Linked DNA regions of Homo sapiens: regions 1 and 3 are each linked to region 2. Evidence: chromatin contacts called from ENCODE Hi-C or POLR2A ChIA-PET data. All regions are on one chromosome and are shown on one strand. Each heading gives the region's core, a stretch centred on a gene start or an enhancer-like site at or near the end of the contact. The rest is flanking DNA. Distances are from core to core; before and after follow the strand shown. Region 1 holds the start of NEUROG3 (neurogenin 3). Region 2 holds the start of COL13A1 (collagen type XIII alpha 1 chain). Region 3 holds the start of MACROH2A2 (macroH2A.2 histone).

Evidence for each region. A loop is a pair of places that touch in the nucleus more often than their neighbours do. ChIA-PET counts read pairs that join two places held with the same protein, here RNA polymerase II (POLR2A). Pooled maps may share reads with other maps.
Region 1: a loop to region 2 is called in a pooled map, with 2.8 times the contacts of the local background. The contact joins the promoter of NEUROG3 here to the promoter of COL13A1 in region 2. A Hi-C loop is called at or near these places in 1 of 168 maps with a recorded cell type or tissue (DLD1), 1 of 37 single-sample maps with no recorded cell type and 3 of 50 pooled maps. POLR2A ChIA-PET finds 5 or more read pairs at or near these places in 1 of 52 experiments (PC-3).
Region 3: a loop to region 2 is called in a pooled map, with 2.4 times the contacts of the local background. The contact joins the promoter of MACROH2A2 here to the promoter of COL13A1 in region 2. A Hi-C loop is called at or near these places in 1 of 168 maps with a recorded cell type or tissue (endothelial cell of hepatic sinusoid) and 2 of 50 pooled maps. POLR2A ChIA-PET finds 5 or more read pairs at or near these places in 1 of 52 experiments (OCI-LY7).

The regions. Positions count from the first base shown.
Region 1 is chr10:69,571,396-69,575,905 of GRCh38, forward strand. NEUROG3 (neurogenin 3) reads right to left here and starts at 2,027. Exons shown (of 2, transcript NM_020999.4): 1 at 1,815-2,027; 2 at 303-1,649. The coding sequence starts at 1,648. The coding sequence ends at 1,004. It overlaps LOC101929021 (a long non-coding RNA gene), which reads left to right and starts at 1,562. Exons shown (of 4, transcript XR_946037.2): 1 at 1,562-1,672; 2 at 3,487-3,753. RefSeq lists an enhancer at 193-820 and a silencer at 2,078-2,297.
Region 2 is chr10:69,798,956-69,803,270 of GRCh38, forward strand. It overlaps COL13A1 (collagen type XIII alpha 1 chain), which reads left to right and starts at 2,951. Exons shown (of 41, transcript NM_001368882.1): 1 at 2,951-3,762. The coding sequence starts at 3,469. It overlaps LOC124902444 (a long non-coding RNA gene), which reads right to left and starts at 2,816. Exons shown (of 2, transcript XR_007062179.1): 1 at 2,091-2,816; 2 at 908-1,181.
Region 3 is chr10:70,049,614-70,054,146 of GRCh38, forward strand. It overlaps MACROH2A2 (macroH2A.2 histone), which reads left to right and starts at 3,233. Exons shown (of 9, transcript NM_018649.3): 1 at 3,233-3,387.

The DNA.
Region 1 (4,510 bases), core at 777-3,276, 230 kb before region 2:
TCTCTTTGGACAGAAGTGCTCTTCCTCAGCTGTAGTGACTGTGGCCCTCCTCTCCCCAACACACAATGGAGTCATCTTGCCAAGGCTTCTTGAAGGTCCATTTTTTTTTATTGGCTTAAAATCTCATCCAGCAATCCCTAAATAATCTAATATACAAAATATAGGCTTTTCCCTGCTGTGAAATCTCATTAATAAATACAAATGTGTAAAACAGGGGAGGGGCCATATAATTTACTGTACCAAAATTGATTTCAAAAGGCATCATATAATTTACAAACAGATTTAAAAAAAAAAGATGCGCGGTGCTCCAGGCACCTGCAGCGCAGCTCACGTTTCAGGCGCAGTTCGCAGGGAGGCTGGGGAGATGCTCCCTGGCCGGGCTAGCGCTTTCCCAGTTCACAGCCTGGTCTTCCGCCCCGGGAGGGCAATGGCTCCGAAAAGTGCACGAGGAGAAGGCAGAGGGTCGCCTTCGTGGCTTTAAGGCAGAGTGAGGCGCCCTGAAATCCCGGACCTGATTGGGAGTAGAGCAGATCGGCAGCGTCTTTGGAGCAAGGCAAGGGGAGTAAGCGCTGAGAGACCAAACATTGGATTGAATCACATTGGAGGAGGGGTGGTAAGAGACTGAGAGGCAGACAGACTTGAGTGAGGGTAGGGCGACCCAAGACGGTGGGCGGCTCCGGCCGGGTAGTGCTACCATTCTAGTATTCTTTGAATGAGATTATGGGGTGGTGGCAGAGAGGAGGCCTAAAATGAGCGCACTTTGCAATGCCCACTTCGCGCGGGCAGCAGCAAGGGTTGCGTGCGTTGGCGCGGCTCGGAGGGCCGGGGAATGAACCCAGCCTGCCGCCCCCGTGGAGGCCTGGGCCGGCCAGGGGTCAGCCAGGGAGAAGCAGAAGGAACAAGTGCTTTTGAGGGCCGCCGCCGTCGGCCACCCTCTACGGCTCCCGGCTCCCTCCCTCTCCCTTACCCTTAGCACCCACAGCCCAGCGACAGACAGGTCCTTTCACAGAAAATCTGAGAAAGCCAGACTGCCTGGGCTCAAGCAGGCGGAAAAGGTGGCCCCCAGCAGCCCGGGTCGCTCCTCCAGCGACGCGGCGGGACTCAGGCTGCCAGCCTGGGAGACTGGGGAGTAGAGGGACCCCCAGTCCCCGGGGGAACCGCCTGGGCTGCCCAGCTCCCCGCAGTGCGGCGCCGGCGGCTCCAGCGCGTACAAGCTGTGGTCCGCTATGCGCAGCGTTTGAGTCAGCGCCCAGATGTAGTTGTGGGCGAAGCGCAGCGTCTCGATCTTGGTGAGCTTCGCGTCGTCTGGGAAGGTGGGCAGGACACCGCGCAGGGCGTCCAGTGCCGAGTTGAGGTTGTGCATTCGATTGCGCTCGCGGTCGTTGGCCTTCTTTCGCCGACTCCGTCGCTGCTTGCTCAGTGCCAACTCGCTCTTAGGCCGGCTGCGTCCCCCGCGCCGTGCCCGGAGCTTCCTCGGGGCCCCTCGGCAGCCTCCCTCTTCCGCCTCTGCGCAGTTCCCCCGTGTGCGAGTGGGGCTGGGCGGGGCGGACGTGGGGCAGGTCACTTCGTCTTCCGAGGCTCTGGGGAAGGACCGCTCCGTCTCACGGGTCACTTGGACAGTGGGCGCACCCGAGGGTTGAGGCGTCATCCTACGGCGGGGTCAGAGGGAAGGGTAAGTTTGAGTCCGTCACTGGGCGCAGTCCGCGATTCCGAGGCTAGGTGGGAAAAAACAAAAACAGCCATCCTCCCAGCCCCCGCTGGGTCAGAGGATCCCTCTTTCCCCTGCCCGTCCCTCGGAGGCCTCCAAATATTACCTTTCTACCGGCGCAAAAGAATAGAGAGCGATGAGCAGCGAGGGCCGTGGGGAGCTCAGCGGGCTTCTGGTCGCCAAGTTCAGCTGAGCTGCAGGCGCCCCCGCCTGGGAGTTGCCCCAGCCCCAAAGGAGAAAAGAAGAGAGAATGGGGTCCGAGGCCTCTGTCACGCTCTCTCTCGAGGCGCGGCGGTGAGACCGCAGGGATTTCCTGAGCAGCAAGTCGTGTGCCCCTTGGCACGCTTTATCTGCTTCGCCCGGGCCAGGAGCGTGCCTGCCCGGCTGCTGCCCGCGCCACCGGCCAATCAGCGCCGGGGCCCTGGGGCCGCGCCACGCGAGCCCGCTCCTCCCCCGCAGGGCACAGCTGGATTCCGGACAAAGGGCCGGGGTCGGGGGAGGGGAGCGCCGCTCTGTTTGCTCTCTCGAGGGCGGGCTGGGTCCCAGCAACTCTCGGTTCCTCAAAGAGCCTCGCCCAGTGAGAAGAGCCTCGTGTGGCTCTGGTCAGGCCACCTCAGACGGCTTTGCTCCTAGCCTATCTTTCCTTAGCATCTGTCCTGGAGGGGACTTTGATGCCTCTAGGGTACAATGCCTGCACGTTACACATGGGGAAATTTAGGCTTAGTGAGGGAGGTGGCTTGTCTGAAATCGCACAGGAAGATAGTGGCAAAGACAACCACGAGCTCATTGTCCTGACTAGCAGCCTGGAGAAGGGTCCAGGAATTCTAAAGGACGCCCTGCTCTCCTGGTGTTTCACTGCCTCTCTTCATCCTGGAAGACAGGGGACATCACTGAGAGAGATCCTGCCTATGTCCCTTCCATTCGCAGACCTTTTGGGGGTGTCCGAGCCTCTGCCACACCCTGAGATGCTACCTCACACTCCCCAGAGGCGCTTAGAACCCCACCCCCATAGATCCCACTCCAGAGGCAGGGGTTGGCTGTGCGGGGACCCCTCAAGCGGACATTCCATTACTACAAGCCTACTACAGCTTGTAGATAGTATCCCAGCGTTCTGGCCAGGAACCGTGACAGGAAGAGTTCTGGGAAGTGTGAGGAGGGGAGGAAGGAACCAGGAGTTCACAGTGAGCTCTTGCTTCTTTTTTTTTTTAAACGAACAAACAAAACCAAAAAACGGTCTCCTTCTGTCGCCCAGGCTGGACTGCAGTGGTGCAATCACAGCTCACTGCAGCCTTGATCTCCTGGGCTCAAGCTATCCTCCCACTTCAGCCTTCCCAGTAGCTGAGACTACAGGCATGCGCCACTGTGCCCGGCTAATTTATTTGTATTTTTATTTTGTATGGGGTGAGGGGCGGTCTTGCTTTGTTGCCCAGGATGGTCTCGAACTCCTGGGCTCAAGCGTTCCTTTCACTTCAGTCTCCCAAGGCGCTGGGAAGCAGAGCTGCTGTGCCCCTCCCCCTCGTGTCTTTTGAACTACCACAGCGTGCAGGCACTGGGAGAAGCTGATAAACTTTTTCTCCCCTTAGTCCTCCGGTCCAATCACAGACAGACAGCAGCTGCCAGCAGTCACCTGCTCCAGCCCCCTGCCTCTGCATCACTCGGGCATCGCACAGAGAGCACAAGGCAGGGACTTCCCCAGCCCCTTGGGTTGTCCCTGGTAGCGCTCTCTGGAAACCTTTCCAAAGGGACTCTGAACTCATCATCCCTCCTTTCTTCCCCAGCCCCTCCTCTTGTCCCCGCCTGGGACATCCCGTGGTCTTCTGCTTCCGGTCACTCAGAGTGAGGGGTTGCAGCTTCCGCTTCTCTCTCTTGACCCGGTCGTGCCTGGAGGAAGACGCCGAGGCGGGAGGTTTAAGTATCCCGGTTTAAGTCTCCTTAGGCGAGGAAGGCTTCTCTTTCTAGCAGGTCCAGATATCCTGAGTCTCCCGGAAACTGCAGGAGGGGACAGGACCCGACTTCGAGACTGTAGGGTGGGGTGAGGGGATGAGGTAGGTCTGTGAGTCTGCCCTAGTGATAGCCTCTTACCGCCTAGGCTGCTTGGGGGCAAATTTTCCTCCAAGGAAGAGGGTGGTATGCTCAGGAACCAGCGAGAGGGGGGCTCTAGGACTGGGCGGGGGTGTGGCGCGGTCCTGCTGATCTTAGCTGGTGCTCTGTGAGCAGGCTCCTTCCCTTGCTGTGGGGAAATGAAGCCTGAGACCAGGGTCAGAACCAATAAAGGGACCATCTGGGACTGTCAGGTTAGCATTTTGCTGCAGCTGCTCCCTTAGGTCACCACTCACTAGGAGCTTGTCTTCTTCTCATAAGAATGGGAATTTGAGGCCTTCTTTAAAGATGAAAAAATCAAGGCCCAGAGAGGGGGAGTGACTCTCTCAAGGTCACACAGCAAGTTCTATCAGAACCACATAGAAGTCATATCTTAAGACTCCTAGCCCTAGATTTTCCCTTGCACCAGCTACTGCTCCTTGATTTGGGAGAAAACATTTTTTTTCAAGGCAAAACAAGAGACCCCAAAATGCAGAAAATAGAGGAAGTCCTGAGTCTGGGGGTCAGATTAGAAAAGAAATAATGGTCCCATTTTCTAGGCAAGGGGAACCACTGTCCATTCAAGCTGCTGCTGCTGCTGCTGCTTCCTCCTCCTCCTCCTCCTCCTCCTCCTCCTCCTCTTCTTCTTCTTCTTCTTCTTCTCCTCCTTCTTCTTCTTTCTCCTTCTCCTTCTCCTCCTCCTTCTCCTTCTTCACACTTGTC
Region 2 (4,315 bases), core at 1,701-4,200:
AGAAGTGGGGTTTGCTCAATAAAAACGGGCTGGGAGCAAATGACAGGATTTTAAGGTGTAGAAAACAGGAGAGAGAAGGGTGGCCTTCCTGGCAGAGGGTCTAGCAGGAGCAAAAAAGTGGAAAAACACAGAAAAGACTTGAAGAACAGTAGAGGCTGTATGCCTGGGGCATTTTTTCTTCATTTTTGTCTAGGTGTGTAACCAAGACCACAGTTTAAAATCAAAGTCTTTGGGTTAGCATTGGAGGCCCTCTTTCTTCTTACTGCAAACAAGAAAATCTATTTCCTGGTGTTTTTCTTGAGGCATCTGAATCCCCCCCCTTTCTTCTGGGAGCCCTGAAGCACCTTTTGTGGTCTTTACATGTTTTGTGGATTTTCGCTATTCTGCCTTTTGTGGCGGTTTTATGTGAACATGACTTGTCTTCCTTAATCAACTGTTTTTAAAGCTCCTGGAAGGCACTCTTTTCACCTCAGTGTCCCCAGGTCCTGGCCCCCACCTATGAAGAAAGAAGGGTTCAAGATAAGCCACATGAGGCTGTAACTTGTGCCTGGGGTAGACAATGCTCTACCTGAAAGAAAAATCTCCCAGGGCAAGAATTCTAAGCAGTGTGGGAAGAAGAAGAGGGATACCTGGGGATCAGGCCCCTCAACACAAGCTAACTCCTGCTGCTCACAAGCTGCTACTCTCAGCTGTCAGGTAGGGAAAAAATGGAGGTTAACTGTGATCCATTTGCTTTCTCTGGGATGGAAACTTCTTCCTGTTTCACAACTGGGAGCCCAGAGCTAGCTGTGTCTGAGATGGCCCTAGCAGCCATGAATTCCAAAGAAGGAGCCGATGCCCTTTATTGAGTGCCTGCCCTGTGCCAGCACTGTGTTCACTGCTTTACATACATTACCTCATTCAGTCCTTCCAGACGGGTAGATACTTTTATTATCAGCCCATCTTACAAATGAGAAAACTGAGCCTCCGAGATGTTCAGCAGCTTCCACATTGACAAAAGGGAGATTTACACCCAGGTTTCTCTGACTCCAGAGTCCCCCTGGAAGCTCCAGGGTTTGCAATGCTGGGGCCAGGTCAGGCTAGCGCAACACCCTCCTCTTTCAGTTCCCAATCACAAGGATGCTCCAGCTCCAAACTGTTTAGATTTCACTGCCTGAGCATTCCTGAGGGCCTCCAAAGTCCTGAAAGGGAAAAGATCAGTTTGCAGAATAAGGAGGGAATGAAACTAACTCCCCACCTCAGTTCCTCCATTCAGACTAGCCTGGGAGGGGAGTGGGGGAAGTCCAAAGTCCCTGAATTTCCTGGCCTGTACCTCCCAGTGCAGAAACTCTCCAACGCCCCCTGGTGTTCTTCAATACCATCCAAGTCTCCCAAGGATTCATTCCTCTGTAGAGTGGACTGGGACATCCCATCACAGGGATGGAGAAAACAGAGTGCCCTTGCCACTGAAGCCATCAGGAGAATCCTAGAACTGGAACTGGAACCCAGAGCTCCTGGCCACGGGCTCTTTCAGCAGCATCGCCTTCTATTCCTGTTGTCCTCCATAGTGGCTGACTGGCCCAGCAGTCAATGTTACCTTTATTACATATGATCTCAGTACTTACTATGTTACAAGTCCAATATGCACTATTAAGTGTGCCACACTTTATTAGAAGTGCAGTGACACTGTATTATATATCAAGTTCCATCAGGTCAATATAGAAAATGGGAAGTTTGTACTGGCATGCCTTGTTATTTTGAAATGGAATCCCAGCACCACTGCTGCCCCCACCTCCACTGCATATTTGAAAACCCAGTCTACTCTCCTCTGCCCGCTGTTCCAGGAAGACAGGCTTTCTCCCAAAAACTCAGTCCCACCACCTCATTCACAGGAATGTCAACAGGCACAAGGAGATAAAGTCTCTTGGGATACAAATGCTACTTAATGTGGGGGGTGGAGGAGGTGACAAGAGAAGAGAGAAAACTACCAAATGCCCTTCAGGCCACCAGTTTTTCTCTAGTGGAATATAGGAAATGACAACAGGAGAGAGCCTGGTTAGCCCTAAGCCTCCCGCAGGGATGGAACCTGAGTTTGTGTAGGAATTGCTCACCTTTGATGACTGGGATGATTGAGGCAGGCTGGTCTCACCACACAGGGATAGATGGCATGGGTCTCAGATTAATGGCAGGCAAGAAGGGGAGATGTCAGGACTGGCAGGCGGCCCCAATGAGCCACCTCTCAGATACCTGGAATAAGATCTCCTCCGTTTTCAGTGTCTCATACTACCTCAGGTCTTGGTCCTGAGAGGAAGGGCTGCCAGCTCTGCTGCCCCCTGGAGGGCTGACTTTTCACCCCAGAGTAAAGATGTGGTTGGCCGCCCGGCACTGGAGGAGCTGCAGATCTCAGGAGGTACAGAGCCCCCGGGGAGTCGGTTGTCGGGGGAGAAGGAAGGGGAAAGAGGTTGGGGGCTTGGGAGTAGAGGAGCGGTGGCTGAAGGGATCAGGTAGTCCTGATCAGGACGTGGAGATCCACCCACAAGCCCTGACAATAACTCAGTCGAGTTCCTGGAGGGTCTCAAGGGCTGGGAAAGGTGGAGTGGTGCCTGCCCCAACGCGTCCATGGAAGGTGGTGCCCGCCTCACCGCCTCCGTGGAAGGCCAAACGAGCCCTCGGTGTGAATCCGGAGAAAGAGAGGGAAGTGCAGCGCCAGCTCCACTCCACACCCCCTTCCTGCCTATAAATAACCCCAAGTGTCACTTCAAAGAGGACGGGGAGCGCGGCAGAGGGGCTCCCGGGCCGGCGGGCTGGGGCCGCCGGACCTGCTCACCACGCCCCCCACCCTGGGCGAGTTTGCATAAATAAACAAATCCAAGCCGTCGGCCCCGCGGGAGGTGGAGGAGGAGTGACGAGGAGGAGGAGGAGGAGGGAGGGGGGAGGGAGAGATTAGTTTGGGAAGTAGCACGGATTGCTCATCCGATCCGTGCCGCCGCAGGGAGTGTGTCAAGTTACAGAGGCGCCGGAATCGGCCCCTGCGCTCCTCGCCAGCCGCCACGACCCACCTCTGCCCATGGGGCCCTCCGTGTGCGCCCCTTCGCCCGGGGACTGAAACTGACTGGCCCGGGAGACACGAGGCGCCCAGAAGGACTGACAGCGCGGCACCAACTGCTCTGCAGACACTTGAAGGGAAAGACTGGGCGGAGAGAAGGAGAGCCGGTCAGATTCCCCTAACTTTCCTGGACTTGGAACGTTCTTCGAAATAACTTTTTTCTCACCTAGGTGTACCCCAATTACCGCTGGTTGTGCTTTTTCGGCACTTCCTCTCCTACTGCTAATTTTTCCGTCCTCTTTGCCGGGAGCAGCGGAAAGGGACGTTTTCCAGCGATACAAGCCCTTTCCCCCTGCCCCGCAGTTTGGATAGAGCCTTTTGGCAGCGGCTGTCGCCTTTATTTATTCTATTTATTTATTTATTGGTTCTCAAGACGCGAGAGGATGGTAGCGGAGCGCACCCACAAAGCGGCAGCCACCGGTGCCCGCGGCCCTGGGGAGTTGGGCGCGCCCGGGACGGTGGCTCTGGTGGCGGCGCGGGCGGAGCGCGGCGCACGGCTGCCGAGTCCAGGGTCGTGCGGGCTGCTGACGCTGGCCCTCTGCTCGCTGGCACTCAGCCTGCTCGCCCACTTTCGGACGGCCGAGCTGCAGGCCCGGGTGCTGCGCCTGGAAGCGGAGCGCGGGGAGCAGCAAATGGAGACGGCTATTTTGGGACGAGTCAATCAACTGCTGGACGAGGTCTGTGCTCTTTGTTGCTGGCTTTTATCCCTCCCCGCGGCGCCCCCTCGCGCAGCCTCCAGACTGTTCAGCCGGTGTCCGCGGGCGCTCGCTCTCTGCGAGCCCCAGGTTCGCGCGAGTTGCCTGCGGGAGGGGTCGGGGACACGGACAGACGCTGCCCTACCAGGGATTCGGAGGACCTGGTGGGCAAGAGCATGACCCAGCGACTCCCGCCTCGGGCAAGCGCCCCCGGCTTCCAGCGCTGGGAGCGCCCTGGGCACGCCGGGCAGGTGGAGGAAGGCTGGGCGCGCGGAGGCTCGCGGAGGCGGGCAAGCTCCACTCCTCCCTTTCGGGACCCGGCCAGGGTGGTGTGACAGCCGCCCCGCGCCCGCGCAGCGGCAAGCGCGCCCAGAGGCCCAGGCCGAGGCTTACTGAGCCCCCATGGCCCTCCCCCTCCACCCCTTAAGGACCCGGGGGGTGCGGGGAGAGGGGACAGTTCTTGCAGGGGGTGGTGCCCTGGTCTCTGCTCACTGGCCCAGGCCGCTAGGGTCCAAGTGTGGGTCGCCTGGCTCTG
Region 3 (4,533 bases), core at 1,983-4,482, 250 kb after region 2:
TATACCTACATGCACATAGGTAAATTCTGGAAGATGCAAAGTCAGGAAATTACTAAGGTAATTGCATATTAAGATCCTAGGAGGGTAAAATGATCACAAATTATAATATGTATCGTAAACTGATTAGAACTAATCATGAAAAATAAAAGTCCACTCAGTTTACACAAAATCACAAATTTGGATCAAGAAAAAGGGTTTGGGGGGTAAATCAATGAAGCTATTTTTGAAGTAGATGATTTTGTGGATGAATTACTAGCAACCCAATAGGATACAAATCTGGTTGGATGACTGATTCATTTGATTCTTTTTTTTTTTTCATCTCTAAATTATGCTACATGCCTCTCTCTAAATGGAGAAGTGCTTCATCCTGCATCTCAATAAAATTATTAAAGACATGTTTGCTGTAATGGAGTCAACTCACAATCAATACCTGTATTCATAATATTATGCACACATACAGGTCAAGGGTTAAGAAAATGTTTTCAGTGCAACTGTAATCAACCAACCCTCCTGTAATTAGGCTGTTTGCTGACTCCTTAGGGACATTTATTGGGAGGGGCCCAAGGGCCCCTCTTAGACTCAGATCATGTGACTGAGTGCAAAATTCCTTTGCTTAAAACAAATGCACTTCTCCACCTTCAGATTAAGGCAGTGATTAAGAGCATGGATCTGCCACTTCCTAACTCTATAACTGTGGGAAAGTTTCTCATCCACTCCCTGCCTCAGTCTGTAAAAAGGAGAAAATAGTGCTTGCCCCATACAAGTGTTGAAAGGATTAAATAAGTTAGGATAAAGTGCTTAGTACAGTGCACATAGTAAACATTCAATAAGTGTAAGCTCTTATCATTCTTTATTATTCAACTTGTCAGAGGTTCCCCGAGCTAGAGACCACTGCGGAACTCTAGATTACTTATCAACTTATGATCATGTTGACTTTTTAAAATGTATTTTAATTTTATATAATATTATATGATACTATCTCAGTGTTAAATTTTTATGTGTTAAATGTTCGGTATTAAACACACATAATTCAACTAGATCTGCATATTAAGTGGCATATTTGTCCCCTATACATCCTGAAAAGTTTGGAATTGGCGGAAACTGCATTGACTGGGTATCTGGACATGCATTGGAGGATCTCCCACTAATGTCCTGCGAGGCCATGGCTGAGTCATTTCACCCTTCCAAATACCAGATTTCTTCCTATAGCAAAGGTTTCCACTAGGTGAACTCTAAGAACCCTTTTATCCTAAGAATCAGAGTATTTTGAAGCTGACCTCTTCCTTGATTTTCTGAGTTGTGACAGCATCATCTGTCTGAAGAAACCAACCAGTATGAAATGGGAGAATCCTAACCAGTAAATTTACTAGATCCAGCCTCTCTCAGGATAGCACATAACAAAATGCTAGAATGAACTGTTATATAAAATTCACATAAAAATGACCACATATGCCACTTTTATTGGGAAATTACAAGGAGAATGTGAATCTAATATCTACTGATGAATTATTCAACTATATTTCAGTCAGCCTGGCTGACTGGATGACAGAGTATGAGTATTTTTCAAGCACTCATAGAAAACTCCTGAACTCTCTTGAATGTTGGCTTGATGGTTATTTCTGGTGAAGAATGGACACCTGAAGGTATAAGAAGAGAGACCCTTTCTTTAGGAATGGGAAAGGACATCATTATGGGATGCCCCAGGGGATCATTTGAAACCCTTTAAATATACATCTTGGGGAAAGAAGACTTTATCCTGACTGGATATCTGACCTGGAAAATACCTTCCAAGACAAAGAACAGTGAGGTCATACACAGAGGGCGTGAAAGGCTTAGGAAAAGAGTAAAGGAAGCCCCAAGAAACAGAGACTGTTGAGTCCAGGGGAGTTTGAGAAGCCATAGGAGACTGAAATAGAGGCTTATGCATATGTTGATGATATATGCGTGATTTGGAGGAAGTCAGAGAGAAACATGGCTGATTTCTCAGCAAATACACTTTAAAATGCACATGTTCTAAACCTAACCCGCTATCTATAAACGCCAGCAATAGCCATGATTAACTAACTAGTAGAGACGCAGAGGGTGGTAGGCATGAGTTCTTCCCACTCAGGCACTGGGAGGCTTTCAGTCACTCCAAAGTCCCCACTGCCTAAATAGTTACAAGTTTGTAGTAGCAAATATACACAATATTACCAAATGTAACAGCTTTAAAAATCAGCCATTTGGCCAAGGCTGGAGAATTCTGTTTGCACCGGTTTCTCTTTTTGGAAGGGATCAAAATGTTGCCTCTCACAGTCCTTTGACTGTAGGAGAAATCAGAGGAAACCTGGATGGTCCACAGCAAGTTAGTATTTCCCACTGAAATAAACACATTCTTTTGACTCCCCTCCAGCCATGGAGCCCTGGCCAACAACTCACAATACAAAGCCGAGACTGGCTTCCACTAGGAACACAGCAACTGCTAATCCCCATTATCACACCCGACAGTGTCCACCACACCCCCATAAAGATGCATTTTCTAGTAACTAATAAAAACTGGTCCTGAAGACAATAGCCTCGCGCTCATCTAAATACCCGTTGGGATATTGCAAATTAACACCTTGTAAAGCAACCCAATTAAAAATTATGCCCATACACACAGTCTCACCCACCAAAACATACATCTGCCTCTCCAAATATTATGCAACGCTGGATTCTAAATCGGTCTTAATTTCTAAAAAGCCTACAGGCACGGATATAAATTCTCAGCTCTCGTGGCTGTGGCCGCCCTATGCACTCTTCCCAGTGGTGGACACAAACGTTAATGTACTTGTTATTATTTAAGGACACAAAAATATAGAAGGTGGCATTTTTCGCTTTCCCCTTCGAAGACTCTCCCCAGAGCTGCCAGATGAACGCCCACGCCACCTTCTCCCACCAAAGGTGGATCCAGCTAACAGGAGACTGGATCGCGACCATAGCGCGTTTGTGCCCAGTTCTGGGGAAAGCCTCATGTTAGCGAGTGGCCCTCGGCTCGTCTCGCAGATCGGCCAAGTACGCGGAGGCCGCGCGGTTTCACCATTAATACTCCTGAAGGACAATAGCTCATCAAGCCCCACCGAAAGCCCCGGACCCGTCGCGGAGCCTGGGCTGGCGGGGGATGAGGCTGAGCAACTCCTCCTAGAGGTGGTTATGTGGAGAAGGAGCAATCCCTTCTCCCTCCTCCTCCTCCCCCCGCTACTATCCGCGGCCCAGAGAACTGCCGCTTGCCGCCATTGACACGCACAGATAGAACCCAAAGAAAGGCAAAGAGTCCTGCCCGGCACCGGCGCCGCGTGGGCCAAACCTGCGCCCGTGGAGGGGCGCGCAGAGGGCACCGGGCGCCGGGAGCAGGCGGCGCAGCACCAGGTGAGCCCGCCATGGCGATGGCATTATTGTTTAGGGTGCTCCGGGGTCTGGAAACAAAACGCGCCGCCGGGGCAGTGCAGGGGCCGGAGAGAACCACCTCTGCCTCTCCCCCGAGCCCCTGCGGGCGCACCCTCGATAGCCGACCCACCCTCTGCAAAAACAAATTCTTAAATCCAGCTGCCCAACTTGCTTCCTTGGGCGATAAAGGGGGGGCTGCTAAAGAAGTGGTCAAATTCCTGCGGCCAGCGAGGGGCCGGGGGCGTCGAGGGTACTGAGAGGGGAAGGAGGAGGGATGCGAGGTTCAGCAGCGGGCCCCAGGCGAGGCTGGACCCGGAGGAAGCGGAGGTCTCCTGGGAATGCGGAGTTTCGGGCGCAGGAGCGGGAGGACGGAGGCGCCCGGCCGCCGATGGGCACGGGGCGATGGGTGGGGGGCTGCGCAGGGCCCGAGGGAGCCCGGGGAGGGCCGCTCGGGGGCCTCTGAAGGTGCCCGGGCAGGGCGCCGGCGGCTCCAGGCTGACAATGGAGGGGGCGCGGAGCAGCCGGGCGGAGGTTAGGGACCCGAGTCCGGGGGCGGGCCGCGCCGGGGAAGGTCAGGTCGGGGACGCCGGGTGGCGGGGCGAGGGCTGGGGGTTGCTGCGCGGACACCCGGGCGCCGCGGGCGGGCGTGCGCCCCGGGGCCGGCGCGGAAGAGGGCGCGAGGCCGGGCACTCCCCTTCGGTTCCCTTTCCGGGGCGCCCGGTGCCGACGCGCGCTGCGCTTTCACCGGGAAATGGCGGCCCGGCCGTGGCTCGCCTGGGCAGTCTGGCTCCCGCTTTGCGCGGGAAAAAATAATAATAATAAAAATATCGAAAAAGGGAATAAAAGTAAACTGGCTGCGGCGCAGGAAAGGGCTCTGCCGGGCGCCGGACGCCGTGCGTATCGCTCGCGGGGCGCGGCGGTTGGGGACCAGCCCTGCCTCCCCCGGCTCCCAGCCTCCAGCCCCGGCGCACCTCAGCCCCAGCCCGGCCAGCCCCCCGGATCGCCCGTGGGTGTCCTCCCCCGCCTTTCCTTGGGGGGGCGCCCTCAGTTCTTGCCCTCTTTGTTCCTTACAACAATGGCCAAAGGGGCATTGGTTCCCCAAGGGCCAAACGAGCTTCCTCCAGGAGT